Linked DNA regions of Homo sapiens: region 2 is linked to region 1. The links are chromatin loops, found by intact Hi-C in ENCODE. Cell type or tissue: K562. All regions are shown on one strand. Links, peaks and the distances in the headings refer to the core of each region. The heading gives the core; the rest is flanking DNA. Region 1 overlaps ANKRD17 (ankyrin repeat domain 17). Region 2 overlaps ANKRD17 (ankyrin repeat domain 17).

The links. Hi-C counts contacts between places; a loop is a spot of excess contacts. Peaks named below come from ENCODE experiments on the same cell type or tissue, not always from the same donor. Only the 100,000 strongest peaks of a DNase experiment are listed, where the experiment ranks them.
Region 2: it touches region 1 in a loop (2.3-fold over the local background); 8 of 110 quality-filtered maps call a loop at or near these places.

What each region holds. Positions count from the first base shown.
Region 1 is chr4:73,236,973-73,253,745 of GRCh38, reverse strand. All of the region lies in intron 1 of ANKRD17 (ankyrin repeat domain 17), which reads left to right. Among named protein-coding and RNA genes, the nearest start is that of ANKRD17, 13 kb to the left of the region's middle. In K562, for the core only: no CTCF peak of the experiment used is centred there; a DNase peak (open chromatin) is centred at 7,715.
Region 2 is chr4:73,172,288-73,189,060 of GRCh38, reverse strand. It overlaps ANKRD17 (ankyrin repeat domain 17), which reads left to right. Exons shown (of 34, transcript NM_032217.5): 2 at 11,528-11,681. Among named protein-coding and RNA genes, the nearest start is that of ANKRD17, 78 kb to the left of the region's middle. In K562, for the core only: no CTCF peak of the experiment used is centred there; no DNase peak of the experiment used is centred there.

The DNA of each region.
Region 1 (16,773 bases), core at 3,267-11,266:
ATTGATGAATGCCTGGTAAGTACCTTAAGCCTCCTAAAATTTTTAAAGAGTAAATAAAAATGAATACTTATTCAGTACCTACTGTTTGTGAAGTCTAGGTAAAGGTTAAAAGTATGGATTTTGGAGCTTGGATTTAAATCCTTGATCCATCATTTACTAGCATTGTGACCTTGGCCGAGTTTTTAAATCTCTACTGCAATTTCCTCATGTAAATGGTATAAATGGTAATGATAGTAGATTCTACCTTATAACATTGTTATGAGAGTTAAATGAGTTAATACAATTTTCTCGTATTCTCATTTTATTCTTGCCATAACCCTATGAAGTAGGTGCTGCTATATTTCTTTCATTATTCAATAAATGTTTGGAGTTCCTACTATGTGCTAGGTATTGTGCTGTACTGCGTGAGCAATGGTGAACAAAACTTGTAAGTCACCTTGATTTAAAAATACACCAATGAATAAATATTATAAGTTTGGGGAGGTGTGAGAGTGAGCTTAAGTGGTTAAATGTACATCTTGAATAATGTGTGAGTTTCAAAGTATACAAATGTTGGCAGGGAGCATTCATTTTACAGGTAAACATACTGGCATAGAAGGATTTTAGGCAACCTCATCAGGGTCACATAGCTAATAAATGTCAGAATGGGATTGAACCTGGGACTGTTAGATTCTACGCCTCCTCATTCATTCATTTATTCTCTCACTCATTCACATGCTCTGTTATGCTGTATGGTGTTGAGTACCATATTTCAGATATTGGCACATTCGGCTTGTATAAGGGGAGACGCTTTTTTGCAGTTGGACGGCCATTGAAGACAAGTTGGTCACCCCAAGTTTTCTTTCCAGTTCTTCTGAAAAACTCACTAAAGAAAAAGAAAGCAAGAAATACAGAAAAGTATAGAAAAATAATCCATATTCCCACCACCTAGAATTAAGTTGTTAACAAGATGAAAACTTCATACTGAAAAACCACCCTTTCTAGAGGCGATTTACCACTTATTCCTTGCCTTTCAAAATATTTACTTTTCAAGGTAATCTCTCCTTATTAATTTGAAAAAAAAAATGTTTCTTTTAAATAGAGATTGTTAACTTGGGGTCTGGCTAGGCTGTGAATCCTCTGATATTAAACAAAAGATTTTGTTGAAGGTGCTTATAAGGCTTTATTTTTCTTCCTTTCTGCTCTAGCCCCATATGTGCAGGATTTTCATTAGATCCTCAAAGAGTTCTGTGACCCCCACCCTCTCCCTCCTACCTTGTTACTTTGAAACATTCTCACTACAGATTTAGTGGGGAATTTGGTCATTTATTTGGATTATTAAGAGTTTGGAAACTGCTTCTAACTAAGCAGATGATGTGGTAACAAAGAAGGCTTATTTGTGAAATAGTGGGTCCAAGATTGATCACATCTTTCTGGTAAACCAGCCTTATGCCTACTCTCTTTTCTCTTATATCTTCATGTTTTGCCCTTTAATTAATGAAGCAGTTTACATTGTGTGCTGTGGACTGTCATATCTGAAAGCAAAAGCCTTGTCTTACTCATCTGTATATCTCCTGCTATACAGTACCATGTGTCTTATGTAAGTCTTTGTATCTCTGCTAGGTTCTCATGAAGTCCCATCTCTGTAGTAAGAATAACTCATAAATATTTCTTTATTAGCCACCTACTGTGGGAAATCTTTGGGACTTCAAGTCTTGAGGTAACAGAACTTGGTTGCAGCTATTATTTACAGTAGATCCCTGTGGGATGTTTTAATTGAACCATTATTTTTAGTTTAGTCATTTTTAACCTCACCAACTTAACTGGAGTTAGTATTGTGAAAGTTTTCAGTGTTTAATAAGCATCAAAGTAGCATATTTTGACTCTCGGAAATTCACTAGACTATCTGTTTCTGCTGTTACCTGATTATGCCATCTAGTTGATTAGGAAAACAGTTTTTAGGTCCTTGAGGCAGTGCAGTTGCATTTATGACAGTAGTTTATCTGAATTTTTATAAGGATAATTTAATGGGTTAAAAAATGTGGATTTAATGAGGACCTTCATAATTTTTCCATACTTGACCACAGATGAAAGGGAATTTTTACTTCACATTGGTATGCGAAGTAGTGCCTGCTGGTACCACTTATATTTTTGTTAGGACCAGTAGGAGGCACCAACATCCATGGTGTAACCTACACCAAACCTAACTTTTTTCAGCTTTCATCTTTTCAAAAAAAAAAAAAAGTAAGTCATTAGGGAATTGAAGGTGGTGGGTAAATACGAATACCCTTCTAGTCCCTTGAATCTTACCTATCTGGTACAGTTATGTCCATCCACTTCTTACCCAGAAGCAAAATACCCTTTCTGACTTAACAGTGCTTCACTTCTTAACATTTTTTTGTCTTTAGAAATTATTATTATTCATTCCTGAAGGGATGTAGAGTTGTGGGACAATATAGGTATCATTTTTATAATGATTTATAATTTGGGGTTTCAGTTATTGAAAAGGGAAATGTTAACTGTTATTTTCCCCAAGCATGCTATGAAACTTCAAATAATATAGCTCTAATTATTGAAAGCATAACTTAGACTGCCTTCTGTCCTGTGAAACTCATAAACATTACATGATCTTTTAAAGGAGTCAACTTTTTGTGTGTGTGTAGAGATGGCGTCTCACTTTGTTGCCCAGGCTGGTCTTGAACTCCTGGCTTCAAGTGATCCTCCTGCCGCAGGCTCCCAAAATGCTGTGGGATTATAGGCGTGAGCTACTGCATCCAGCCTGGGGTTAGTTTTTAAGTTTACTTCTGAGTGAGACTAGAGATAAAAGAGAGTGGGGAGAAGGAAATGTAAAGATTTTACATTTGAAACATCAGAGTGCTAAAAATAGAAAAATTAGTCGGGCGTAGTGGCTCCCGCCAGTAAGTCCCAGCTACTTGGGAGGCTGAGGCAGGAGAATTGCTTTAACCTGGGAGGCAGAGGTTGCAGTGAGCAGAGATCGCGCCCTTGCACTCCAGTCTGGGCGACAGAGTGAGACTCTGTCTCAAGCAACAACAACAACAACAACAACAACAACAACAAAAACCGTTACAGTACTTGAGGAATTCCTATTGGAGCCATTATTAGTGTCTTTAAAAACAACTCTTTTTTTCTGTTTTTTTTTTTTTTTTTTTTTTTTTTGAGACAAGGTCATCTATGCTGGAGTGCAGTGGCGTGCTCTCGGCTCACTGCAACCTCCACCTCCCGGGTTCAAGCAATTCTCATCTCACCTTCCTGAGTATCTGGAGTTGCAGCGTGAGCCACTGCGCCTGGCTAATTGTTTTGTATTTTTATTAGAGTTAGGGTTTCACCATGTTTGCCCGGCTGGTCGCAAACTCCCGGCTCCAAGTGATCCGCCCGCCTTGGCCCCCAAAGTGCTGGGCTTGCAGATGTGAGCTACTGTGCGCAGCCTTTATAAACAATTTTGATATATGGTGAAATTTCTCAAAGCTTGCTGATCATAGTGAATTATGCTGATAAGAATGGGAAACAAGATTATTGGGAATAAATTGAAAAATATTAAATAGGTTTTTATGCGTCAAGGGTAAAAAAAATGTGTTTTGAGTAAATGATCTGAAATACAGCATGCTTTTTTGGTAAAAGCTTAGTATAATGTAGGGTGAAGTTAAGGCGTTGGCGATAACCAGAATCATAATTCTCATTTTAAATAATGCTATGCTACATCTGCACAAAATAGATTATGTATATTTTTGGCTGCTGTACCATGAAAATGATGACTAAAACGAGGTCTAGAGAGGGATAGTTTAAAAATGATGGTAGGGCTAGAGATGGAATCCATGATTGAGGAGGACTGTAGATTTTACTTAACTATATTCTTTCTTTTTAATTTATTTTTATTTTATTTTATTTTTTTTGAGACGAAGTCTCGCTCTGTCTCCCAGGCTGGAGTGCAGTGGCGCCATGCCGTCTCACTGCAACCTCCGCATTCCAGATTCAAGTGATTCTTCTGCCTCAGCCTCCCAGGTAGCTGGGGCTACAGGCGCCGGCGCCACCACGCCCGGCTAATTTTTGTATTTTTAGTAGAGACGAAGTTTCACCATGTTAGTCAGGCTGGTCTCGAACTCCTGACCTTGGATCCGCCCCCCTCGGCCTTCCAAAGTGCTGGGATTATAGGCGTGAGCCACAGCACCCGGCCGATTTTACTTAAGTATATTCTTATTGCTTATTACTTCATACTCAAACTGACTTATAAGGTAGAGAAAATCATAATGTGTACCAGATAGTGCTATTTCAGTTTAGAAAATAAATTCATTTTTTATTTCTTGAGATTATTTGAAAGTACATTGTAGAAATGGCACATTTATGGAACTGCTTTATGGCTGTGCCTCTCTTGCAGGGAATTTTGCCTCCCCCTTTCCTTTTCCCAAAAATACTATTAGCTTGCCTAATTTAACCTTTCACTTTTTTTATCCCCATCTTCCCCCACAAAAGAAAGGAATAGAAAAGAAAAATACGAAAGTGAAGAAATAAGAACCTGCTCTAAAGTTATTTCTTGGTCTGGGTTTCTTTATGGATCATCTCTTAATTAGCTTAAAAACATTTGATTGAAACCTATTTTGGAAGTATCTATGGAAAGGTTGGTTCCATTAGTTTGGAATTTAGAATAAATATATGTTACCATAGAGATCTATTTTCCTTTCCCTCTTTTCCTGTCAACCTAAATGTGAAGATTGACAAGAAAAGGAAGCCCACCTGTTTGTGTTACAGTTAGTGTTAGAAATGCCTTTGACCCCATTGTTGTCTCTTTCTTTCTCTGTGCCATGTTTATTTTTTTAATGGCATTAATAATGAAAACAGTCTTGTTTCAAAGCCTCTAGTATAGCACATACTAGAATTAACTCCTACAGGAGTTAATTCTTTTACCTGACAAACATTTATTATCTCCTATGTGTGGCTGTTTTCATTGTCTAATCTGAACTATTTCCTTCCCAGTGAATATGAAAAAAAATTATATTTAAAATTATAGCTGTATATGTTAAATATGAATAAGTTAATTTGTACATATTGTAGTTAGTAAAACTTACATACATTGAAACTTAGCACAATGATAGAATTCAGTTTTCCACGTGATTATTAGCTATTATCTAATCTTATTAGCTATGATTATTAGCTAATAGTTTTATCACTATTAGTATACTCTCTGAACTAAATTTATTTAAGAAGCATTATTAACATCTAGCAAAATTACCTAGGTATTATAAGGGTTTTGAAGAAATGGGGACATTATTTCTAGATTCATAAAATTTAAATTTTGTTGAGATAAAACTAGTAATAATTTAAAACTGTGAAGATGATTTTAGCCCCGTATAAATCCTATACTTTTTTGGGGCATCTATGTTCATTTTTGGTGTAACTGTGTGCCTTATGATCATAGGGATCATTTTGTTTTGGTTTTTGAATACTAGTAGGGTAGACTTTATATCTTTTATGAGTGTCTCCTGGAATACTCAGTGATTTTTGATATTTTGTTTGTTCTTAAGATGAGGTCTGTATGTACGATTTTTCTAGAGTGTCCTTGACAACTAGATTATACTAAAGAGTCATCCATTCTAATTTTACCTTGAAGGTTTTATAGTAAGAAAGGAGAGTATCTATATTAATATACTTGTGATTGATGCAGGTGGAGATATGTTAAAATATGAAGATTGAATTACAAGACAGTGTAGGATGAAAATTCTTAAGATTTTAAATATAGCGTTACATATAATTAAATGTTATTCATTAATTTATACCTATTTGTAGAAACACATATTTGCAGAAAACTTGACAAACTCAAAAAGATCTAAAGAATAGAAAAATCACCTATTATTCTGTCTTCAGAATTAATCATTACCTGAAATACGTCTTTTCATTCTTTTTCCTTGTTATGTTGTAGTGAAATTATCACAAAGAGCAGAGGTACCACTTAGAAATTTTGCTTGCTGAAATTTTTATTGATGAGCTTTCTTCAAATATATCAATTGAAGAGATGAGTCTTCAGATTATGATTTTTATATATTTAAAAATAAAAACTAATGACGGTATTTATACTTACAAAAATGTCTTCTAGTATATAGGGCTTTTTATTCCATTCTTAGAGTAAATGCTGCTAACAGTTGGTGTATATCAAATGTTTGTTTCTTTCTTGAGACTGAGTGCGTGTGTGTGTGTGTTAGAGTATGTTAATATTTGCCACATTATTCTCATTTACTTATGAATGTTCCATAATATAAATGTTCATAATTTATTTGATCTTTTATTTTGGTAGACATTTAGATTGTTTTCACTACATTGCTATTAGTGAAGTGAACATCCTTGTACAGTTATTTTTGAGTATGAAACTATTTCTTTGGGATGGATTCCTGGAAATGGAATTGTTGGGCTAGAGTATGCACATGTTAAATTTGATAAATACTCTCAAGTTTTGCTTGCATCAGCAGTGTATGAGAATGTTCCTAGATGTGGTTAATTTACTTAGTTTTAAAAATCTGTTAAACAAAAAATGGTGTTTTGTTTTCATTTTTCTGATTACTGTCAACATTGAGTATAAGTTTTTTAATCTTTGTTTTTCATTTGGATGTCTTGAAAATTTCCTGGTTTATCCTTTACCTATTTTTCTATTAGGATTGTCTTGTTGTTTTCTTATTGATTTGTTGATAGTATTTATAGTATTAATTTTTCATAGTGTTATGTGTTACAGTATTCTCCCTTGACATTGTTTTCACAACATGGAAAAATTTATTGTTTAGTAAAATGTATTATTCTTTTATGACTTCTGGAGAACTTCCTCACTCCAGTATTTAACAATTCTTAGAAATTTTTCTTTGTACTTTGTTTTTCAAAGATACATGGATCTCTTTTTGGATATAGTATTTAATTCTTGTGTCTGTTTCTTATTTACTCCTTTTTATAGCAGTTGACTGATTCTTGCTTCTTAAAATGTAATCCTCTCTTCCTCATGTAATACCACCTTCTCCTGTTTGTACCTCACTGTTTTTTGTTGGTCATCTTGCTTCCTTTTACCCCGCACAGCAAACATACTTTGATTATTTACCTCATTGGACCCTTTTCTGTTTTGTGTCTGGTCTCATTTAGATGATTTTAACTATTGTGTCGTTACATATCTATATACCAGTGACTATCAGGTTTACAGCTCCAACCTAAACCTTTGTTTTTTTTGAGAATTGGGCTCACCCTTCTGGCCACCTACCATTTGTGCAAACCTTTCTTCCAACACCTAATTGTTTCTTTCCTCAAGAGAATCAATTCAAAGTCCCATCCAGTTACTACATACAGCTCCAAGTGAAAGATATATACAAAATGCTTTTCCTCCTAATTCAGAGAATTCTAGTGATCTATAAAGCAATAAACAACTATCTCTCCCTCTTTTCACCCAACCCATTGTGTAGTAGTGAGTAGGAATAGGATAATCATAATGAAAACTCTTCTAGAGAAGGGAAGAATAGGAAGTACACAGCAGTCATTGGTACATATTAATAATGAAATCCTTCGGGGGAGGAGTTGTGACAACTTTGCTCTGGCTACTGAGTAATTTTCTTGGTTATACTGATTTTCCTCTATGAGAGGAATGCTCTTTTCACTGCTGTCTGTTTCCTTTGCTTAGTTCTTTAGATGATTCTTTCTTGTTTGTTATCTTCCTTAGCCACATTTGAAGTAGTAGGCATTGGAGGGTGTGACATCCCTAGGAAGTGTACAACTTTTGTAGCCCCCTACCTGTTGGTATAGATGCAGGGCCGGTAGGGTTACTTAAAGTTCAAGTGTAAGATTTTTAGGCCAGTAATGTAGTTTGTTGGTAAAACTCTTTCAAAAACATAATAGATTTCTTTTCTGTTTTTCTTAGATCGGGACTATGTAACAATAACTATAGCAAAATATCTCTTAGTCCTAAGTTTTGGAAACCAGCTGATTCTCTTATTTACTGGTCTCTGTGCTAGGCTAGCTCCTCTCTCCCTTAGGTTTCCTGGCTACCTCGAGAGGATCTGAAATAATAGTCTTGGATGATGTATCAGTAAGGGTTTAACCAGAGAAGCAGAGCAAGTAGATTTATATATGATTGTTATGTATTAAGAGATTTATTACAAGGAATTTGGCTTACATGATTGTGAGGGCTGGCTAAGCAAGTGTGAAATCTGTACGGCAGGCAGTTAGTGGGAGAAGATTGTGGGCAAGGTGGAATCCATGGGCTTAGGCTGAAGCTGTTCTCCATAGGCAGTCAGGAAGGGAAGATACAGCGAAGAGAGAACAATTGTAGACTCAGCTGCTGTTTGGAGTCTCATTTGCTCGGAAGAACCTGATCTCTTTTAAGAGCTCACCTGACTAGGTCAGGCTCACTGAGGATGATCACCCTGGCTTAAAGTCAGTTGATTAGGAACTTCAATTACATCTGCAAAATCCCCTCACAGCAGTACCTAGATTAGCATTTGACTGAATAATTGAGAGAAGGTATTTGTGCTACAAAATGTCTGCTGTCCTGTCTTCTTTCTAAGAAGAAACCATTACAGGTGGAAAAGCAACACTCTTAACTTGATCTTTGCTACTACCTGACAGAGAACCCTTGAACTCACAAAGTTATTTCCTGGTATTTAGAGCACAGAAGCAGCTGCCTTTTCCATCCTGGGAGGCCCCAAATTACTGGACTCTTGTAGGTCGGAGTTTGCCACTGAGAAAGCTTCTTTTTAGTAGCACTGTTTTCATGTCTGTCTCTGCTTGCAAACTGCTTTATAGGTGAATTGATCTTTCTTGTTGATCTTTAAATAGCCAACACACCATATTTCGAGTTTTTCTAACTGCTTTTCTTAGAACTACAAACTTAGTAGGCATATGATGTGCCCTTCCAATTATTGCAGGCAAGAGTTTTACTAAATGTTCTGCAACTGTATAGCACAGATCATTAGATCTCCAGCCTGAGATGTTTCCTTGCTACCTGTTCTCTAAGCCTTACCAGAGATTTTAGGAGTTTGTTAGAGCAGCGTGTCATTTCCAATTAACTGTATTAGTTAAGGTATAGGATGGATCATTTGAACAAAGAGACTCCAGAACACATCAGGCAAGATAGAAGTTTGTTATTCTTTTATGTGCTACTCCAGAGGTAGACCTTCAGGTTATTCACACATCTAAGTATCTGCTGTCTTGCACTTGATACACCATCCCTTAATCAGTGCTGTCCAATACTGTAGCCACTAGCCACAGGTTGCTGCTGAGCTCTTGAAATGTGGCTAGCGCATCTAAGGATTTGAGTTAAATTTTTTTTAATTTTTAATTTAAATATTACATGTAGCTAGTGGCTACCATATTGGAGAGTGCATATGTAGAATATTTCCATCACAGAAAGTTTTATTGGACAGCTCTGCTTTGGAGTGTTCATCTACAAGATCTACTGTGGCTCACTAGCATCATGTCCATGTTTCAGCCTGTTATGGGCTGAACTGTGTGTCCCCAACATTAATATTAATATTTTGAAGCCCTAACCCCAAGTATTTCAGAATGTGATTGTACTTGGAGATAAGTCCTTTAAAAATGTAATTAAGGTTCAATCAGGTCATATGAGTGGGCCTTAATCCATCTGACTGATGTACTTATAAAAAGAGGACATTTGAACACAGGACACCGGAGATACATGCCCACAGAGAAAAGGCCATGTGGGGATACAGCAAGAAGGTGGTCATCTGTAAGCCAAGGAGAGAGGCCTCAGGAGAAACAAATCTGCAGACACCCAGATCTTGGACTTACAGTCTCCAGAACTGTGAGAAAATAAATATCTGTTGTTTAAACTACCCAGTCTATGGTATTTTGTTATGGTAGCGCTAGTAAACTAATACTGGAGAAATAAGAAACAGAAAGGTCAGCATAGGTAACTTCCTTTTGAGGAATTGACCAACAAGTTGCCAACGTCATTTTCCATTATATCCCATTGACCAGAAATTTCTTACGCAGCCATATCTAAGACTCAGCTCTTGCTGAGTGGCCATGTACCCAGGTAAAACTTGTGGAGAAGTAGTCTTTTGCTAAAAGAAGGGGACTGTGGATATTGGAGGGTAATTAATGTTTTATATTGATACAATTCTATGATTATATTGTCCTTATGACTACCAAAACAAGAATGAAAGTCATTCCTGGTTCCTGAAATAATCTTGTGGGCCAAGCTTTGGTCATGTGTCCATTCTTGAACCAGCCACTATCACTAAGGAAAAAGATGCTTTGTTTAGGACTAGGTCATGTTTCTCCACCCTATGTAGGAGGTAGACTAGGAGAGGTCCATTCTACCTCCAAAATATGTCTTGAATTTTTCTCCTTCTCTCCTTCTCCACTACCATCGCCTTAACCCTGGCTATTTTCTTACTTGAACTTCATAGTAGCCTCCTAATTTGATCTCCTGGCTTTTTCTCCTGAATCCCCATTCTTCATTCATTCTTCACGTAGCATTAGGCTAATCTTTCTGAAATGTCATTGTTATTTGATTTCTCATTGCTTTTAGAATAAAATCCAAACTCCTAACTTGCCCCACAGAACTTTGTATGGCTGCTCCTTGTTGTTCCAGCCCTTCTAGTTCCTTGACTGTCGTCTAGTAGCACTGACCCTCCTTGTTTTGAAACATGCAGACTTTCTAGCTAGGGTCTTTTTACTTTCTTCCTAGTGTGGTGTTCCCCTGGTTCTTTGTTTTTTCTCATCCTTTAGTTTTCAGCTTAGATATCCTTCTTCGTCCAGTATTGTTAGAGGGAACTTTCTCCCCTTACACCACTTCTTCTTTTACCTCCCTTTTAGTTTTTTGCCTTAACTGAGTAAGTTGCACTGTAGTGAAACATAGGAAAGAGCCCTGTTGGTTTTTCACCAAGCTTTATTAGTATTAAATATTTAGTAAACTCTTATGTCTGTTTCTTACTACGTGGAAAGAAGTTTGTGGGTGGAAGTGGGGTGGGAGACTTTGAGTGAATTTCACAGTTGAACCTTGGCGAAATTATTTTTATAAGCCACAAGTCATTGAATATCTGGTTTCATATGATTCAGCCTAATATGTTAGCATGGTTTGGTATCTTAGAAGGCAGTTCTCACTCATTGAGCTTCTTTCTCAAGAGTTTTGGATATTGTTCATTTAACATGTCAGACATGCTTTAGAATCATCTTTTGTACGTGACCATGAAATATTCTCAGATTATACATTGAAATTTGTGTTAATTTTGGAGAGAAATATATGTATAATACTGAATATTCCCATTCGGAAACATGGCATACTTATGTATTTTCAGGCCCTTCATCTGTCTTTAATAAAATTTTAGTTTTTGTATAGATTTTACACATTTCTTGTGGAATTTATTTCAGATTATTTTATAGTTCTTCCTGCTATCATGTATGGTATATTTTATTCCATTATACTTTCTTAATTAGTTATTGTTGGAATATAGGAAGCTATTGATTGGCATATTTTAATCTTGTATATGGCCACTAAACTGAATTCTTGTATTCAGTTTATTCTGTTGAATTTTCTGACTCAAATGTCATATTGATTCCAGTAAATTATTTTTTCTCTCATTTCCAGTATTTGTCCCTTGTGTTTGTTTTTGTTCTCTTATTGCGTGAGTTTTGAACCACCCCCAAAATGTTGAATGTCAGTGGTAACAGAGGTTATACTTGTCTTTCTCTTATTTTTAATGGAAGTGCTGTTGTTTTACTACTAAGTATAATGCAGATATCTTTTATCAATTTAGGGTACATCACTTTTTCTTAAATTACTTAAGTTTTATTAGAAATAATGTACTAAATTTTATCAAATGCATTTTTGGCATCTTTTGAAATGGTCAGTTCTTTTTCTGCCCCTTCAGTATGTCCATATGGTGAATTGTAATAAAAGATTTCCTAATTTTAATTGTGTTTTGAATACTTGGTATGATGAATTATTTTAATGCACTGTTGGTTTAGTTTCATTAATATTTTAATTTATATTTTCTATGAAGATTATTCATGTTAGTTTTTCAAATTTATTTGAAGAAACTGTAAATATTTTTTCCTTACATCAGTTTTGTAAAGATACTCATTTTACAGATTCAGTTTATGTGCATCCTTTTTCCTTTTAGTCTTATATGTTGTGTTTTTAACCTTATTGGCCACTGAAATGTTAGAAAGAAGTTAGAGTAAGTGGTTTATTTGATCTTTTTATAGTTTAGTAATTTTTTAAAAAGTGGCTTTAAGTAATTTAGTACATACCTCTTTTTAAAAATAATAACTTACTAGTTAGTTAATATACTATTCTCGAGGTTCATTTATGTTGTAGCATGTGACTGGATTTCCTTTTAAATATTCCATTGTATGTATAGATCACATTTTATTTATCCATTCATTAGTTAATGGACCGTTTGGGTTGCTTCCATCTCTTGGCTAGTGTGCCTCTTAACTTTTACATTTTATTCATTTATTTCAAATTTATATGGGTTCATTGAGGGGAATAGGAACTTAATCTTGTATTTCCAAATAGTTAATCAGTTGACTTATCTGTTTCATAGTCTGTCCTCATTATTTGAATAATGCCTTTATTTTATGTATTTCCACAATACAACAATAAACCAAATATCTGCTCAGTATATACATCTTTATAAGTACTGAATTTGGGCCGGGCACGGTGGCTCACATCTGTAATCCTAGCACTTTGGGAAGCCGAGGTGGGCGGGTTGCCTGAGCTCAGGAGTTCAAGACCAGCCTGGGGAACATGGTGAAACCCCGTCTCTATTAAAATACAAAAAAAATTAGCTGGGTGTGGTGGCATGCTCCTGTAGTCCCAGCTACTCGGGAGGCTGAGGCAGGAGAATTGCTTGAACCCGGGAGGCGGAGGTTGCAGTGAGCCGAGATTGTGCCACTGCACGCCAACCTGGGTGTCAGAGCAAGACTCATCTCCAAAAAAAAAAAAAAAAAAAAGAATAAGTACTGAATTTATATAAGCTGAAGGCCTGAATACTAAAATTGGCTACTTGTACTAAGCAGTTTCCTGTGTTTGTTAAGTAGCTAACATCTGTGTGGGGTTTTATGGTTAAAGGAATTTTAGATGTTTTCCACTTAATCAAGTCAGTTATGTGTTTTTTTAAATTCTAATTTTTTTAGGCACAGGGTCTTGCTCTGTTGCATAGGCTGGAGGGCAGTGGCATGATCATAGCTCACTGCCGCCTCGAAATCCTGGGCTCAAGTGTTCCTCCCACCTCAGCCTCCCAAGTATCTGGGACTACAGGTGCATGCCACCATGCCTAGCTAATTTTTTTTTTTTTTTTTGTAGAGATAGTCTTGCTGTGTTGCCCAAGTTATTCTAGAACTCCTGGGCTCAGGTGATCCTCCTGCCTTGGCCTCTCAAAGTGCTAGTATTCCAGGCATGAGCCCATGTGCCCAGCCAAGTCAGTGATCTTTTGAAGCAATTTTTCTTCTTTTATTGCTTAAACCTCTAAACAGGCTTGACATTTTTTTTTCTTTTCTCTTTCCCTCCCTTACAGATTCTAGTACAGAAGTACTTTTATGAAGAAAATATAAGCAATGCCAGCATCTATATAGTGTTCTTACTGATTTGATGATGCCCTTAGGTTGTCTTTGAACTTGAAAATCTCTATACATTATTATTGCAGGACCTATAAACTATGACTGTTGTGTAGTTCTCTTGCACTATCTTTCCAATGTTCTTTGAAGAACTGTTTCACTGTTTATTTTATCTATTTCAAATGAACTAGGAGTAATTTAAAACTTACATAGTTGCTGTTCAGAAAATGTCAAAAAAGAAGAGCTTGTATAAGATACAATGTAGATAAATTTAATTCTATTGAGGGGGTAATATCCTTTTAAGATACAATGTAGATAAATTTAATTCTATTGAGGGGGTAATATCCTTTAAACCAAACTTGTCTAAAGTTTTCACCAAATGTTAAACTGTGAGTAATGTTTTCTTTTTATTTATCCATTTGATTTTTTTATATTGGAGGAATCTTAAAATTGCAGTATCTTTTTCCACTTTTATTAAATCATATAGTAACTGTGAACTGAAAATTTAAACAGTAGAGGAAGATACAGAGTAAGAGTTGAAGATTTTTTATATCCCTAGGTGTAAATTGTAAGTGTATGTAATCCTATGCCTTTTTCTGTGCATTTTCACACATATACAGATATATCTATGTAATTTTGTTTTGCATAAATGAGATCATTATAAAAATATTGTTTGAAACTTTCTTTTTAAATTAATATTCCATCATAGATTTTCACGTTAATACACATATAGTTATCTTAGTCCTTTAAATGGCTGTGAGTATTCCCTTGTCAGGTATCAGGACTTAATTGCTTTCCAGTTTATGGAAATTTTGGTTGTATCCAAAGTTCTGCTGTTACAAACAATACTGAAGTGGACTTTTTGATATTGTTTCTGTATTGTGGTAAGATATATTCCAGAGGTAAAACTGCTAGACCAAAGGTATGGGAATCTATTTCTGTAACTGACATTTTATTGTGTGTCAGCACTGTATTTTAAAAACTAGTGATTTTGTAGTGGTATAGGATCTGATAGGTCAAACATCAGCTTTCAAGCCCTGTTCATCTCTGTTCTTTCTGGATATCCCTCTCTGTTGACTACTTTATCCATAAAAGGGCCAGATCATATATCACCTCTTTCCTGAAGGTGTTTATAACACCTAGAACATTGAATAATTTTAACCCCAGTAATAGTTTAGTGAGTGCTTACTGTGTGCCAGCCACAATTCTAATTGGTTTATGTGTATTACACTGCTGTATATCATTTAATCTTCCCAGTTCTAAGAGGTACATAGTATCTACACTTTGTAGTTGAAAAAATCAAGGTAAAGAATAAGTAACTTGTTCAAGGTCACAGTAAGTGATGGAAATGGAATATAAACATGGGTAGTCTCACATGAAAGTCTGCTTTCTTAACTCTCATATTGTACTGCCTTCTTACCATCCTTTTATGGCCTCCCTAGTAATTGCTCAAGAAATATGTTTTGTATGCATTGTAGAGTTCACTAGCCATTTCATCTTGCTTCTAAGTCCTCTTTACAGATCTGTATGAATACCGTCTTACTCAAATTTATGTATAGTGACCTATCCCCAAGTAGGATAACCAGAGAGAAATGATGGAGTAAGGAGGGTTATGGAAGACCTCCTTACTCCAAAACACTTTACCTGAATGTAGCTAGTTAATACTGCTCTGTTTTATTTCATCTTGTTTCCCTAACTCCTGTCTTGGGAACATTCATGGATTAATCTTGGGATGGATTTCATAGGTGGAATAAATGGGAATGTCACTCTTCAATATTTCTGAAACATCAAATCAAAATACATACCTTGTAGATTACCTCTTACAGTAAGTGCTCAAAATGTGAAGTGGGAAGAATGCTGTTTTAGACCCTCCTATACCTCTTAATTCATGCTGTTAGGTAAGTGTGACATGTAAAAATTAAATATCTCAGTCTCTCATAAAAGGGGCCTGGTAATACTTTCTTTTGAGGGAGGTTAGGTGACCTAATGTTTGTGAAAATATTTGTGACCTATAAGGATTTTCATAAATTAATTGTTAAAACTGAAGTATGAATAAAAATAGAGAGTCTTATGAAAATTCTGACTACTGAGATGGTTGGTTTTTTTTTTTTTTAATTTAGGAGAATCCCTTATTTTAAATTTCTAATTCTATTAAATTTGGTTATCTTATTGAATTTATAGATTGCTAGTAAATATTTTCAGTTCTAATTGTACATTTTGGTTAATTGTTTTAGGTGGAGCTGATAGTAGATAGGTTAAGGGGTTGGGATTCTGTAATGAACAGTTCACAAAATAATGGTTGTATTCTGAATTTGTTAAGTTTTTAGAATTTATGTAGAATATGTTCTTAAATTCCTTGAGAACTTAAAAATTTGTAGTACTTTATCATACTGTTAATAAAGAGGGAGAGATAAGGGTTATGGGAAATGCACATCCTTTTCTGACTCTTAAGTCCTTTTCTGGGAATATGAAAGCAAACCATATGCCTATGGCGTCTCTGCTATAGGCTTAGCAGATAATACTAGGGTTCTAGATAAAATGAAAAGTATGAAGGCAAAGATTTGATCATGCTGTTTTCTAAATCTCAGGACCTTTAGAATGTATCTCTAACTCACTTTGTGGACTCCTTTCACTTGTACCTTTTCTTCCTTTTCTTACTCTGCATCCAGATCCCCACCTCACAGTCCAAGATCCTCTCTACCACTCAGTCCAGCTTTCTGGCTGCCACCTAAACTTCAGTACCTGGCTTCTCTTGGCCAGATCGAAGGACTGTAATATGATTTAAGTTGTGAATATGCCTTAGTATGTGAGATGTCTTTTCATATGAGGGAGTTCTTAACCTACTTTAGCTTAATCACCAGATCCTTTTGTCTTTTATGCTAACACATAAAAAACACAGGCTTGGTATTACAGCTTTTTGTCTTCTATGCATGAGCAGTTTTGTTTTGTATCCCAGGGATCCCAGAAGAACAGCTTTGCTTGGCCAGGGTACCCATTCATTGGCTTAGGCAACCTAGAATGTTAAGATTCATATATCTTAATCAAATACGAAGGTCTTCCTGACCTCACTACCATAAGCAGAAGTTTTTCTGAAAACTTTGATCAGAGAGCAAGTAGGAAGAAGGGCCAGATTCCAGTTTCATTAAACCACAGGCATATGAATACTTCACAGTTTCTGTGCTTGACAAAAATTACATTTAATTCTGAAATAACCCAATGCCTTTGTATTTC
Region 2 (16,773 bases), core at 3,442-11,441, 65 kb after region 1:
ATTTGGGTTTAGGTGCCGTTTTGAAGGGTTAGATTTATCTGTCATTGACGTTGCTTCAGTGGACATATTCTACTTAGGTTGTCTACCATTTCTTGAGTTAATTTTGATTATCTTTCTTTCTAGAAAACCATCCATTTTGTTTAAGACTTTTAGATTTATTGATTCATAGATGTGCTCAACTTTCTGACTTTAATAACTCCTTATATTTTTCTCTGTCTCTCATTTTTCATAATCATTCTCGCCAAAGGCTTATATCCTCTTTCTAGACTTTACCCAAGAAACTGTGTTTGGTTTTATTAATGAAACTTTTACCTCTTCTCAATTTTCTCATTTTTGTTTTTTCATTATAAATTATGTTGATGCATTTTGATTTGTATTCTATTTTGAAGCTTTTCATTTATTTATTTTAAATCTCAGGTTCTAATGAATTTAATACATTTCAAGCTCTAAATTTTTCTTTTCTTTTTTGTTTTTTTTAGACGGAGTCTCACTCTGTCGCCCAGGCTGGAGTGCAGTGGCACAATCTCGGCTCACTGCAGCCTCTGCCTCCCGGGTTCAAGCAATTCTTCTGCCTCAGCCTCCTGAGTAGCGGGGACTACAGGCGCATACCACCATGCCCGGCTAATTTTTATATTTTTAGTAGAGATGAGGAGTCACCATATTGGCCAGGCTGGTCTCGAACCCCTGACCTCATGATCCGCCTACCTTGGCCTCCCAAAATGCTGGGATTACAGGTGTGAGCCACCATACCTGGCCTAAATTTTTCTTTAAAGATCGCTATGGCTAAATCCCATATGAAATAATATGCTTATAATTTTATTTTTCATTTACTCTGTATTCTGAGAGTTAATAGTAGGCTTTTTTTTTCCTTTTCTTTTTAAATTTTAAAGTAGTGTCGTCATCTTATAGCTAAGTTTTAGTTTCTTTCAACTTTATGGACCAAGAATGTGCCCTTGTATAATTTCTTCATTTTGAAATGTGTTGAGATTTTCTGTTTTGCTTAAGATATGATCAGGTTTTTGTTTTTAAAGACTTTTCTCTGTTTGTGATATACTAAGTTCTAGTTCACTATGAAATATAAGTATTACAGTTAATTACTTCTATTTCTAAATCCTCTTTATCCTGCCCCTGGAAAAATGGTCTTCCATGAAACTGGTCTCTGGTGTCAAAAAGGTTGGGGAGCACTGCCCTAGAACATAGGCTTTTGGCATTATTTCATTTGAATCCTGGCTTTCATATTTTCAAAATAATCAGAAATCTTTGTGATATATTTATGTTATATACTTCTGTTAACAGTGGAGGATGTCCAGGTTCTTGGCATCTGGAACAAAGAATTGGACAAAACACACAAACAAAGCAAGGAAGGAATGACGGGATTTATTGAAAATGGAAGTACACTCAACAGTGTGGGAGCAGGCCCAAGCATTGGTGCTCAAAGGCCTCCTTACAGAATTTTTGAGAGTTTAAGTCCCCTCTAGAGGATTCCATTGGTTACTTCAGTATGTCCTATGTAAATGGAGGAGATGAAGTAAAGTTACAAAGTCATTTATGGCATATACTCTAACAGAGAGGATATTTCCTGTTACAGCCGAAATGTGACTCGGCCTTATGTTCCCTGCCAACAGACCCCATTTTCCTGTCTCACTTCCACTTTTATAACTTTAGTGAATCATATATTAAGAATTACCTGAGATATTAAAAATACGTTGTATTATACTGGTTTCTTTTCTAGCTGCTTAGTCTTGCAATTCCAAGGCTGCCCCTTTCTTGGATGGGTTTTTCTTCTTGAAGTAATATTTTCTCTAAATTCAGAAAATGTTTGTGGCTTTTAAATTTCATAGTGTTTACATACCTAAAAAAATTTCATTATACAGTTTGGAATTTTACTTTCAAACTGTTCATCAGAACTTTTAATTGCACAGATATCTTCTAGCATCTGGTGCTGTATTTAGGAAGTCTGATGTCAGTCTGACCCCTAACAGGTCCCCACTGCTACCATCCTGGAAGTTTTCTAGACTTTATATCCTTAGAAGTTTGAAATGTCACCAGGCTTATGACTACAGGTTTTGTGGTGTGTATATATGTGTGTGTGTGTATCTGTGTGTGTTGTAAAGCCATCTTATAAGAATATTTATATTCTGCAGCTGCTTTTACAATAATTGATAAATGATAATTCCTGGAGCAGGCTAAATTCATAATTGAATTGCATCCTACTATTGATAAGTAATTTTGGGAGAATTTTTGACAAACCATATAACTTTAATTCTGTTACAGAAAAACCACTTAGAAACTCTAGATTTGAGAATTCCATAGAACTTTGTCTTATTTGAAATATTCATAATTTGTCCACTTTGTAAAGTTTATGTTAAAAATTTTATATTGAATTGTTAGTAATGTCATACTCAATTGTTGCAGGCAAATAGCAGTTTGAAGCATAAGAAGTCACGTTTTACGAAAGTGCTATAGAACAAAGCTGTGTTAACTGTTATATCACTGATTCCTAGATTATAGTAGCTGCTTAATATTTGTCAAATTGATAGACAAGTATGAATGAAAAAATATAAGAATAGATCAGTGGTTTATTCTGTAAATAGACTTTTTGAAAGGTAAATTATCTTTAATGAGGTTCACTTTAGTTTTATTTACTATAATCTCAGAATACCATAATGAATCATTGACCATTCTTTTTACAAGAAAGATTTTATTTCTTTAAGTGGGTTTTTATTTTCTTTCAACTTTTCAAATTTCAGTCTTATACTTGGATTAGTGTTCTGTGACATTACTGAAGATTTTGTCTTTGTATGTATAGAAAAAATATTTGAATTGTATTAATTTTGGAATAATTTACCCCATTAAGAATTGTGGTATTTTATCAAAGTTTACCCTTATTTAAGACTATAAAAAATACAGACAAAAGGAATTATTTCTGGGTCATGTTCAGAAGAGACTAAATTGTGATGACTTTACAATTATGAATACTTCTTATTTCTTATTTTATGTGTAAATCTGCTTATCAGTATTCAAAGAACTATAAGAGCAGATAGCCATATTTTTCCAGGCTTACTTGAGAGCCAGAAATTATTATAATTTCTTAATAAATTAAGAATTTATTCAGTCACTGTCATAAAATGATCATAAACTCAAGTTTCTTAATTTTTCTATTCACTTTTTAATATTCAGTTTTTAAAATATGTATTCATATGTAAAATGTATTTCATATTGATAAAACCAAAATTAAGACTGTTGTTGCCTTCAATTATGTTCACATAGCCTGTGCTTTGAATATCAGTGAATATGTTTTATATGTATGAGTTATATAATTCATCCCATAATGATAGCCGTAAGTCATTTCTAATGAACTTTTATTTTTTGTAGCCAAAGTGGTGTTAGTTATGGATTTATGTCTGTAAACCCATTTTATGTTACTGAAATGTCTAAATTGGTCCTAAAAATCAATCATTGACACTTACTAAAAGAAAAATTTAGAAAAAATATAAAATCTTTTTGGAGGGATTTTTCTGCATTGACTGGATTTATTAAGAGATCTTAAAATTTTAAGTATGGTAAATTTTTGACTGAAGATAACTTCTTTTCCTGGAATAAGTGTGGGGATTATTTGTTTTAAAATGCTTTTATAATATAGTCAAAATTTAGAACACCTTTTCTGAAATGTAGATTACTGGTTTAAAATTCAGATTACCAGCTTTTGAGATTCAGTGATAAATAGAGTATTTTCCAGAACAACAAAAACAATAATAAATATTTTTATTTATTACCAGCTTTTGAGATTCATTGATAAATAGGGTATTTTCCAGAACAACAAAAACAATAATAAATATTTTTTATTTATTTTTTAAATATTTTTTATTTATTATTATTTTTTCTTCGGAAAACATCAGATGGGGGATGGGGTTAGTGTTGAATGTAAAGAAGTCTAAATTTTGCGGTTGCCAGCATTTTACTTTTATAAAGTATGTTTATGCTTAGAGACTGGCCCTTTTTTCCATCTTCACCTCACATAATGCATTTGTTTTACTTAAGTTCGTAATTGGTTGTTTTGTCTCTGGTGTCACAGCTGTCTAAAATGATCTTTAACATGGTCTCTAATTATCTTTATTTTACCAGTTATTTGCCTTAATGCTTAAATCCTTCAGTAACTTAATATAAATTCTGAACGCAGCACAGTATTGAAAGGCGCCATCTTCCTGAAGCATCATTGCTTTTAGCACTCTCATTCATAATTGTTTTCTCATTTCTCTGCACAATCACTGTATTAGTATCTGTTTAGTACTTCTTTCAAACTTGTTTGATAGTTATTTGCACATAGAGTTGCCTTTCTTTATTGTGTATTTATGGAAGGTATTGATTATAACAAAATTATTTTTGTGTTTGTATAATCCAATGAGTAGCCTACTGCTTTGCACTTAGTATGTAATTTGTAGTTATTTGTTAAGTTGGAGTTTGTATGTATGGTATCAGTTAATTAAAATATACTAGTTTTCTTTTCTTTTTTTTTTTTTTTTTTTTTTTTTGAGAGGAAGTCTAGCTCTTGTCCCTCAGGCTGGGTGCAATGGCGCTATCTTGGCTCACAGCAACCTCTGCCTCCCAGATTCAAGTGATTCTCCTGTCTCAGCCTCCTGAGTAGCTAGGATTACAGGCACCTGCCACAACACCTGGCTAATTTTTGTATTTTAAATAGCAATAGGCTTTCACCATGTTGGCCAGGCTGGTCTCGAACTCCTGACCTCAGGTGATCTGCCCGCCTTGGCCTCCCAAAATGCTGGGATTAGGCGTGAGCCACCGCACCCGGCCAAAATATACTAATTTTCTTATCCTTTGGAATAAATACGAGTTTATTAAACTACAGAACGAACCATTCTTCTCTAGTATGGCAGTAATATTTCTAACTTGAGGAGTAGTTTGAAATGTAATGCTAACGATGACAGTTGGTCCAAATGACCCCGCATTACCAAATTTCCATGTGACTTTGTGTTTTGAGTGTAGAAGGATTTGAATTACCGTTAATGACAAACAAATTCATTCAGCTCTGACCATTGTTAAAAGACCTTGGTTTTCATTATTAAATATTTGTATTAAGTCAGACTTAATTTGGGGAGAAAGTGAAAAAGAATTCTAATTATCTTAGAAATCTAAGTAATATTACTGTTAAATAATAGTTTTTCTGTTTAAATAAAAGCAACTTCTACAGTGAAATGTCATCACCTTTAGTCTTTCAAAATTAAAAGGACTTAGCATGAACAAAAGTACAGAGACTCGTATAAAAAAAAACTCTATAGACCGGGTAAAAGTGGCTCACGCCTGTAATCCCAGCACTTTTGAGAGGCCGAAACTCACCTCTACCAAAATACACAAAACTTGTGTTTTGGTGAAAACTCATCTCTACCAAAATACACAAAAATCTAGGTGGGCCTGGTATCATGCGCCTGTATTTCCAGCTACTCCGGAGGCTGAAGGAAGAGAAGGAGGCTGAGGTGGGAGAATCGCTTGAACCCAGGAGGCCAGAGGCTGCAGTGAACCGAGATTCTGCCACTGCACTCCAGCCTGCGTGACAGAGTGAGACCCTGTCTCAAAAAAAACAAAACAAAACAAAAAAACCCTCTATATATCTATTTCTCAGATGCAACATTTTCAAGAATTTGCCATGAAGCTTTGTTTTCTTTAAGTATTTGATGACAAATTTCCGACACTATTCCTTCATACTTCAGTATGCATGTCTGAAAAACAAGGATATTTTCTTACATAACCAAAGTAATTCCTTTATATTATCTAATACCCAGTTCACATTCAGATTTCTTGTCTCAAAAATACTGTTTTTACAGTTGTCCTGTTTGAATAGGATTTAAGTAAGACCTATTATTTTGCTGGTTATATCTCTCGAGTCTCTGTAATTCAGAACAGTTCTTACTCTATTCAAAAAAGATTTTTTGCTCCCATTCTACTTACTTGAAGGAAATGGTCAGTTTTGCTGCAAAATGTTCCACATTTTAGACTTTCCTTTTTGGCTTATATTTAACCCAGTGATTCTCAACCTCTTTCTCCTTCATGATTTTTGTTGTTGTTGTTTTTAATTTTCTCTTCTAAGGGAACATTTAGCAATGTCTGGAGACATTTTTGGTTGTTACAACCTGAAGGAGTGTTGCTAACTGGCATTTAGTGAGTATAGGCCAGGGTTGCTGTTAAACATCCTAAATTACACAAGACAGCCCCAAACAACAAAGAATTATCTGGTCCAAAATGTTAATAGTGCTTTTACATTGAGAAACATTGATTTATCTTATTCCTGTATTTGCTTTACTAATTTTCATGTACTGGAAGTTATTTACACGTCTAAAAGTTCTAGTAGATTATTGTTTATTGGGGGGACAAGAATTCTTTATAGGAGGTGCTGTGTATTTTATGTTGCATAAATCGGGGGCATGTTAGGTTTGTTTGTCCCACTTTTAGTAATTAAACAATGGGTTCAGGTAGTTAACAGCCTGATCCCTAAATGTAAAATTTAAAGTCACCTTTCCCAGAGCAGTGTGAAAGTTCAACCCCTTATTATTCCAGCATTGTATTTGCTGGTGGAAAGTATATTGAGCTAGTTAATTGGATAACTGGTCTCTTGGTGCTAGGTATTTAGAAATCTCCTATTTAAATAAAGGTCCTTGTGTCTGGTTTTTTCATGTGTAAACACTGAATTGAACCTGGTGATTTCTACGCCTCTTGCATTTTGATGGTTCTTTATGCCTAAACATCATTTCATAAAATATCCAGCTGGTCAAAACAACACATTCAAACCACTTTAAATACAACTTTTAAAAAAGGCCAGTTGTAACTTTGATAACTTTTTTCCCCCCTTAGAGAATACATTTAGTAAGGACATTTCTTTCCTTTGTCTTCTCTCTTCATGGAAGTTATTTATATATTTCATTCAAATAAAATATTTTCGAATACTTTCTTTTAAATTTTTTTTTTTTTTTTTTTTTTTTTTTTTTTTTTTTTTTTTGGTGGGGACGGAGTCTTGCTCTGTCGCCCAGGCTGGAGTGCAGTGGCTCGATCTCGGCTCACTGCAACCTTCACCTCCCGGGTTTAAGTGATTCTCCTGCCTCAGCCTTCCAAGTAGCTGGGATTATAGGAGTGCACCACCATGCCTGGCTAATTTTTGTATTTTTAGTAGAGACAGGGTTTCACCATGTTGGCCAGGCTGGTCTCGAACTCCCAACCCCAGGCAATGCACCCGCCTCGGCCTCCCAAAGTGCTGGGGTTACAGGCGTGAGCCACCGTGCCCAGCTCAAATACTTATTTTAATTTCTTATTTGGACCATTTTTAATGTTTGTTATGTTCCAGAAGTTGGTTGTGATTCAAAATGATTTTTTTTCTGTAGAATAATATAATAAAAATGCGATAGGTTTCAGAGGGAAAATTCATTTTAGTTTTTAATCTGAACTGTCTCAGCTGGGGATGTGGTATGGCAGAGAGGTGTATGCCCATAATTTAATAAAGGAATACTTATTTTTGTATGTTTATAAGATTGCATCTCTTTATGCCAGTCTCTCTTCACTTGTTTTGTAATGTAACGCGAGCTCTTTCTAGTTGGAAAAAGAGGAACTGGAATTAAAGGAGGAAGTTCTCTTTTTCCTCGCTGAACTTTTATACCTCTTTTTCTTTCTCATTACCTTATGCACTTTCTATCCTGTATTATGGTTCATTTTTACACACACTCATTAAAGAAGTAGGGTCCTACATAGCAAGGCTGGTATCATGCATTTCTTTATCTCCCATAGTATTAAACAGTATTTTTTACACATAGAATGTTTGCAATAAATGTGTGTGTAATAAATCAATGAAGATAGCATTTTGCACCACCTACTACCTAATGTAAGATTCTGTATCTCCTCTAAGATCTATAAAATATACCTTTAGATGTATTTATTGTGATTACCCCTTTGTTCTCCAAATACACTAGAGCCTTTTAGAATCTGAAAGGGAAGAATACCAAAATCATCTGGTAAATTTCACCTTCTTTACAGATTCTGACTTATTCAATAGTTGCTTGAATCCTGACAGTGAGTTAGACACATTTCTAATTGCTGGGTGTACATGACTAAACCAAAAAAAGTGTTTGTTTTTACAGAGCTTAGAAAGACTGTATGTATAATATTCATGTGTGATAAATCTATGAAAAAATTAAGCAGAATTGGGGGTCTAAAGTTATAGATGGCTGAGAGAGAGACTTGGTTAGGTCACATAGGTAACAGCTAAAGCAATTCTGGTACTTAGGCCTTCATATTTTAGCAGTGTCCTTGAAAGTAGCTCCTTCATTAATCATAAATGAGGGATAGGGAGGAAATAATAAATATTCATTCCTGTTCTTTTCTGTCATTTTGATAGCCCCTCTCTTTTCTAAAGCTGTCTATAAGAATTTCATAGTCATTTGAATTTACAGTTTTTTAAGTTACCAAGTTTTGCATATAGTGAGAATAGTGGGCCTAAGAATAACATAAGAACTTTTGTGGAGAAGCTTAAAGTCAGTAGAAAGTAAATGTTTCTGTGTTTATTATATCTCATCAAGAGATGGAAATGCAATTTTCCTAGTAAGTTTTCACCAGGCTAGTTAGGATATCTGTGGCATAGGGGACTTTGTGTAAGACAGTCGCTTCTGATTGAAATTTGATATCTTCTGTGATCTAACTTCTAACCTATCTTTTCAAACCTACAGTAAAACCCTGTGTAAAACCCTGTGTTCTATCACATAGAAATTTTTTACTTGCCAGTCCATGTTCCTTCTTTCTCTTCTTTTATACAAATTAATTTTTTTGGTCAAAATCCTTTTATATTATTCTTTATGCATGCAGTGTCTCCTTTGAACATCTTTAGCACCTCTGATCTCTACCTTTGATTAATCAGTTAACTATATACTGCTTTTTGATGTCTTCTACTTTCTAAAATGTTCATTTAAAATATTGTATTATGGTATTTCATCTATTCATTTTACCTGTTCAATTTCATACATTTGTTTATTTGCTTTTATCTTTTCTTATTAAATTGAAATAATTGTAAATATTTTAATAAATTTCAGATATTAGAAAATTTCATTAGGAAACAGCTTTTTCTTTAGAAAGACTCATCTTCTGGACCTTTGACAATAAAACAAATTTTTTTACTGCTATAATTTTGAATCACTCTTTGCTGTGCCCAAAAATTTGCTTCCTAAAGTATAATACTTTAGTCAGCCTTTAAAATTCTTCCTTTCTCATACTTTTACTACTACCTTTAAAGATAACTTAAAATTAGCCAGGCCTGGTAGTGCATGCCTATAATCCCGTCCTTTGGGAGGCCAAAGTGGGAGGATCACTTGAGCCCAGGAATTCCACATCCTGTTGCTACAAAAATAAAAAATCAGCCAGGCGTGGTGTGTGCCTGTAATCCCAGCTACTTGGGAGGCCAAGGCAGGAGGATTACTTGATCCCAGGAGTTTGAGGCCAGCTTGGGCAACACAGTGAGACTATCCATGTCTCTTTAAAAAAAAAAAAAAAAATATATATATATATATATATATATATATATACACACACACACACACACACACATATATACATATATACACAGATATATATACACACACACATATATGCACACACATATATATATAATTTAAAATATATATAATTTTAAAAAATTGTTTTTGTATTTTTTATCTCCTTGCCATAAGGAGTTATAGATTAATTAAAGTTAATGTAGAACAAAATTTTATGAAATTTAAAAAATATTTACAGAATATTTTTAGAATGTTGTGTTTGTGTATAAAATATTTGAAATCTCAAATGTTATTCCACGTTAAACTGCTTTAGTTTAATGGAACTTTGTAGAGAAACATATTATTTCTTCCCAGATTTAAAATTTAGTATTAAATGTTTTGATTAATTATAGCAGTATTCCTGGTTACTTGATAGTTGACTTTTCAAGATGGAACAGTATCGTTTCTGAGGTTATGATGGTTAAGGATTTATTCCTTAAGTTGTCTTTTTTATTGTTGACCTTCTGGATACTAGGCATGAGCGTGATTGTATTCTAGCTTATTAGTTATTTTTACATCTATTTTGGTTATTGCAGTGTTAGTAGTACCTTAGATTTGTGAAATAAACTGATCATTTTAGTGATATTTTATATAATAATTACCAATTTTTATCACTAAGCAGAAAAGAATATGTTTTAGTACCTATTTGTAAGTAGCACTGTGATAGGGAATATCAAAACAAAACTTTACCCCTGTCTTAGGAGTTTGTTATTTTCTAATTCTTTAAATTTACTTGAATCGGCTAGACTTATATCAGTGTTTCTTAACACAGTAAATAGACCCCTCAGGGCCCAGAGACCATTTCAAGGTGTCCATGAGGTCAAAACTATTTTTATCATAATATTGAGATGTTACTTGACTTTTTTACTATGTTGACATTTACGATGATGGTGCAAAAACAGTGGTGGGTAAAACTTATGGACCCGAAGGCCATGGAAACAAACTGTACTGATATGATTGTATTCTTCACTACCACGTGCTTGAAGTTAAAAAAAAAAAATTAAATGCTAGTTTAAGAATATTCTTGATGAAGCGATAAAATTATTCATTTTATGAAAACTCCCCTTTTGAATGCATGTTCTTTCAATATTAGTGTGTGTAACAAAATGGGAAGTACACATAAAGCACTTTTGCTGCATATAAAAAGTATAGTGTTTGTCTGGAGGAAAAATAACTGCAATTTTTTTAGATGTGAGGTGAATTAGCCTTTTTTCCCCCATGAAATGTCATTTTTATGGTAAAGTACAAACGAAAAACTATAGTTATCAAACTTGGATATTTGGCAAATGCTCCTCTAAAAATGTTTGAAGTGAGTCTGTCACTTTAAGGAAAACAACAATACTTGTTGCCAATGATAAAGTTAAGCTTTGAAGCAAAAATTAGAATTTTGGAACTTGTTTGCCTAGGCTTGACAGCTTTCCAGTACTTAAAGACTTTTTGGATGAAATCAGTGGTGATATTAATGAATGTGATTTTTTGATAGTGATATTTGTTACTTAATTTCCAGTATGGTAAATATCAAGAAATACAGGGTTTATATAAAGTCCTTGGGAGTTCAGTACTTCATTGAGTCCTGAAAGCAAAACATTTAAAAACTGCTGATTTAGTTAGGTCTTCTATTCACAGTTAAAGTTTTCACAACCTAAGCATCACACTCAACCCTACATATACCTAATAACCAAATTAAAGTAGAAAAGAATATTAGTAAAGAAAATTAGGCTGCATATGAGAAATAAAGTTTTGAATTCTTCCACAAAAAAATTTCTTCTTTTGTTAATCAACAGGCTTAGATGTCATGTTGAACTTTTTAGGGTTGCACTGTGTTTACCATTGTTAATTATGTTAACATATTTTTTCCCTCCCCTGCTTTCTTTTTATTTCTCTCCCCTCTTTTCCTTTCGCTGTTCATTTCTCCCTTCCTCCCTCTTTTTGCATTTGTTTTATAGGTGGAGTCTTTCATTTTGGATCAGGATGATTTGGAAAATCCAATGCTGGAAACAGCTTCCAAGTTGCTCTTATCAGGTACTGCTGATGGTGCAGACCTCAGGACAGTAGATCCAGAAACACAGGCTAGACTGGAAGCTTTACTAGAAGCTGCAGGTATGTACTCTACATAGTAATAAGTCTACCTTGTTATGTAAAGTTGCACATCAATCTAATAAAAGCTCTTGTTAAAAATGAATGATATTGGGTATTTAGAATGATACTATTAATAAAGGTTAATTGATTACTTTCTGCTGAATTACATGGAGCGTTTTACTAAAGCATATTGTAATTTTCATTACCAGAGTAAAGTCCATGTGCTACAGTTGACCTTACAAAGAGAGATTTTTCAGTTGAGTTTGATTATTCGTGAATTATGTATTTGTGAATTTGCCTACCTGCAAAAATGCATTTTAACTTCAAAATCAGTACTAGCGGTCTTTCATAGGCATGTATAAAGTGGTGGAACATTTGAATCACCCTACATGCATGCTCCCAGTAGAAGTCGAACAAAGTGATGCTCTACATTCTTGTTTCAGCTCTCCTGCTATAAATAAGTGTCCTTTTGTGGCCTATTTAATGCCAGGTTTTACACATTTTTGTGATTTTTGTTGGTGTTAATTTTTTAATTTTTAATTTTTGTGGGTACATAGTAGGTGTAAGTATTTATGGGATACATGAGATATTTTGATACAGGCATGCAATGCATAATAATCACATCAGGGTAAATGGGCTATCCATCACCTAAAGCATTTATCCCTTGTGTTACAAACAACCCAGTTATACTTTTTTAGTTATTTTTAAGTGTACAATTAAATTATTTTTGACCATAGCCACTCTGTTGTGCTAGCACATACTAGGTCTTATTCATTTTTTCTAACTTTTTTTTTTTGATACTCATTAACCATCCCCACTGCCCCAACTACCCTCCCCAGCCTCTGGTATTCATCCTTCTACTCTATCTTGGCTATTGTGAATAGTGCTCTAATTAACATGGGAATGCAGATACCTCTTCAATATACTGATTTCCTTTCTTTTGGGTGTACACCTAGGAGTGGGATTGCTGGGTCATGTGGTAGCTCTATTTTTACTTTTGGGAGGGACTTCCAAACTGTTCTCCATATGGTTGTATTAATTTACATTCTCACCAATAGTATATGAGGATTCCCTTATCTCCACATCCTCTCCAGCATTTGTCATTGCCTGTCTTTTGGATAAGTCATTTTAACTGGTGTGAAATGATGTCTCATTATAGTTTTGATTTGCGTTTTTCTGATGATCAGTGATGTTGATACCTTTTCATATGTGTATTTGCCATTTATATGTCTTCTTTTGAGAAATGCTGTTCAAATCTTTGACCCATTTTTGGATCAGATTATTAGATTTTTTTTCCTATTGTTTGAGCTCCTTATATATTCTGGTTATCAATTCATTGTCAGCTGGGTAGTTTGCAAATATTTTCTCCCATTCTGTGGTTGTCACTTCAGTTTGTTGATTTTTTTTTTTTTCCTGTGCAGAAGCTTTTTAACTTGATGTGATCCCATTTGTCCTTATTTGCTTTAGGAGCCCATGCTTTTATGGTATTACTCAAGAAATCTTTGCCCATTCTAATGTCCTGGAGAGTTTCCCCAATGTTTCCTTTTAGTAGTTTCATAGTAGAGGTCTTATGTTTAAGTCTTGAATCCATTTTGATTCTATTTTTGTATATGGTGAGAGATCGGGGTCTAGTTTCATTCTTCTGCATATGGATATCCAGCTTTCCCAGCACCATTTATTGAAGAGACTGTTCTTTCCCCACTGGATGTTCTTGGCAACTTTGTCAAAAATGAGTTGGCTGTAGATGTATGGATTTATTCCTGGGTTTTCTATTGTATTCTAGTGGTCTATATGTGTACTTTTATGTGACAATCATGCCATTTTGGTTACTATAACTCTGTAGTATAATTTGAAATCAGGTAATGTGATTCTTTCTAGTCTTGTTCTTTTTGCTCAGGATATCTTTGGCTATTCTGGATCTTTTGAGGTTCCTTGTAAATTTTAGGATTGTGATATGGTTTGGCTCTGTGTCCCCACCAAAATCTTACCTTGAATTGTAATCCCCATTATCCCCATGTGTCAAGGGAGGAGCCCAGTGGGAGGTGATTGGATCATGGGGACAGTTTCCCCCATGCTGTTCTTGTAATAGTGAATGGGTTCTCACAAGATCTGATGGTTTTATAAGGGGCTCTTCCCCTTCCGCTCCTCACACTTCTCTCTCCTGCTGCCATGTGAAGAAGGTCCTTGATTCCTCTTCACCTTCTGCCATGATTGTAAGTTTCCTTAGGCCTCGCAGCCATGTGGAACTGTAGGTCAATTAAACCTCTTTTCTTGATAAATTACCCTGTCTCGGTTATTTATAGCAATGTGAAAACAGACCAATATAGATTGCTTTTTCTACTTCTGTAAATAATGTCATTAGTATTTTGATAGGAATTGCATTGACTCTGTAAGTTGCTTGGGGTAGTATGTACATTTTAACAGTATTGATTCTTCCAACCCATGAACATGGAATATTTTCCCATTTTTCTTGTGTCGTCTTCAATTTTTTGCAACAGTGTTTTATAGTTTCCCTTGTAGAGATCTTTCACTTCTTTGATTAAGTTCCTTCCTAGGTATTTTATTTTATTTGTAGCTATTGTAAATGGCATTAGTTTCTTGATTTGTTTTTCAGATTGTTAGTTCTTGGCATATAGACATGGTACTGAGTTTTGTATGTTGATTTGTTTCCTGCAACTTTGCTGAATTTATCAGTTTTAATAGTTTTTTTGCTGAAGTCTTTAGGTTTTTCCAAATATAAGATTATATTATCTGCAAGCAAGGATAATTTGACTTCTTCCTTATCAGTTTGGTTGTCTGTTTCTCTTGTCTGATTGCTCTGGCTAGGACTTGCAGTACTGTGTTGAATAGAAATAGTGAAAGTGGGCATCCAGATCTTGTTCCAGTTCTTGGGGGGATGCTTTCAACATTTTCCCATTTAGTGTAATGTTGGCTGTTGGTTTGTCATAGATGGCTTTTATTACCTTGAGATATGTCCCTTCTCTGCCAGTTTTGCTAAAGGTTTTAATGATAAAGGGATGGCTGGATTTCATCAAATGTTTTTTCTGCATCATTGAGATGATCATGCAATTTTTGTTTTTAATTCCTTTTATGTGATGTATCACATTTATTGACTTGCATGTGTTAAACCATCTCTGCATTCCTGGTGTGAAACCCATTTGATCAAGGTATATTATCTTTTTGCTATGCTGTTGGATTCTGTTAGCTAGTATTTTGTTGAGGATTTTTGCATCTATGTTCATCAGGGATCTGTAGTTTTCTTCCTTCCTTCCTTCCTTCCTTCCTTCCTTCCTTCCTTCCTTCCTTCTCCCCTCCCTTCCCTCGCCTTCCTTCTCCCTTCCCCTCCCCTCCCCTCCTCTCCTTTCTTGGTTTTGGTATTAGGGTGATACTGGCTTCATAGAATGATTTAGGGAGGATTCCCATTTACCCTGTGGGTTCTGCTGAAGAAAGTTTATGCCCAGTTGAAATTATTATGAAATTCAGTTGGAAGCTTTTTTCACCCTGTGACCCCTCCCTAATTCTGCTAGCTGCCTTCCCTGAGGGCCCTATCAGATGCAGTCAGGGATGGCTTCCCTGGGCTCGAGCTGGAGACTGGGTGTGCTTACAAGGCTCTTCCCACTGCTGCTTCTACCTTTATATTTCATGTGGCTCCCTGTATTCATTTTTGTTATAGGTGAGGTTAAATCCTTCTCCTGTGATCTGGATTTTCAGATTCCCCAGTGGACATGTGTGTTTGGAGACAGGTTTTCCTGCTCTTGTACTTTGGGAACTCACAGTTATTTGACTGTCTTGCAGAATTTGCAGCGATGTGTCACTTCTTTCAGAGAATCTGTGAATTATTTTGGTTTTCCTGGTAATGTTCCTGCAGTGGTTCTTAGAGCCGGAGTTTGTGGTGTGAGTCTCCACATGCTATTCTGCCCATCCAAGTGGGAGCTGCACATTAGCCCTGTCTCCTCTCCTCTCTGCCATCTTTCTTTCTAAGTCCAATGTTTCTTTGTTGATTTTCTCTGTGGAAGATCTGTCCAATGCTGAAAGTGGAATGTTAAAGTCTACAGCTATTTTTATATTGGGGTTCTATCTTTACCTTTAGCTCTAGTATTTATATAGCTTTGTGCTCCAGTGTTAGGTGCATATGTATTTAAAATTGTTATATCCTGTTGCTTAATTGACCCCTTTATAATTATATAATGATCTTGTCTCATATTTTTGTGTTGAAATCTATTTTGTGCAATGTAAGTATAGCTACTCTTGCGCTTTTTTGGTTTCCAGTGGCCTGGAATATCTTTTTCAATCCCTTTATTTTCACTCTGTGTGCATCTTTATAGGTAAAGTGTGTTTCTTGTAGGCAGCAGGTCATTGGGTCTTGTTTTTTATCCATTCAGCCTCTGCATGTGTTTTGGTTGTAGTCCTTTAAGTCCATTTACATTCAGTGTTGTTACTGATAAGTGAAGACTTACTCCTGTCATTTGGTTATTTGTTTTCAAGTTGTTTTGTATTGTTAACTTCCTTCTTTCCTTCCTGCCTTTCAGTGAAAGTGATTTTCTCTGGTGATATGTTTTAATTTCTTGCTTTTTATTTTTTGTATCTATTGTATGTTTTTTGATTTGAGGTTACCATGAGGCTTGCAAATACTATCTTATAACCCATTATTTTAAGCTGATAACAGCTTAACACCACTTCCATAAACAAATTTAACAAGGTAAAAGAAAACCAATGACTCGACACCTTAAGTTTGTCTGCTACTTTTTAACTTTTTGTCATTTCTGTTTATATCTTACTGTGCTGCATATGTCTTGAAAAGTTGTTGTAGTTATTATTTTTGATTTGTTAATCTTTCAGTGCTTCTACTTAAGGTAAGCGTTAACACACCACAGGTACAGTGTTATAATATTCTCTGTAGTTAATATTATCAGTCAGTTTGGTACCTTCAGATGATTTCTTTTTGCTCATTAACATTCTTTTCTTTCTGATTAAAGAAATCTCTTTAGTGTTTCTTGTAGGACAGAAGTGGCGATGATGAAATCTCTCAGCTTTTGTCTGGGAAAGTCCCTCTTTCTCCTTCATGTTTAAGGGATATATTTGCCAGATGTACTATTATAGGATAAAATTTTTT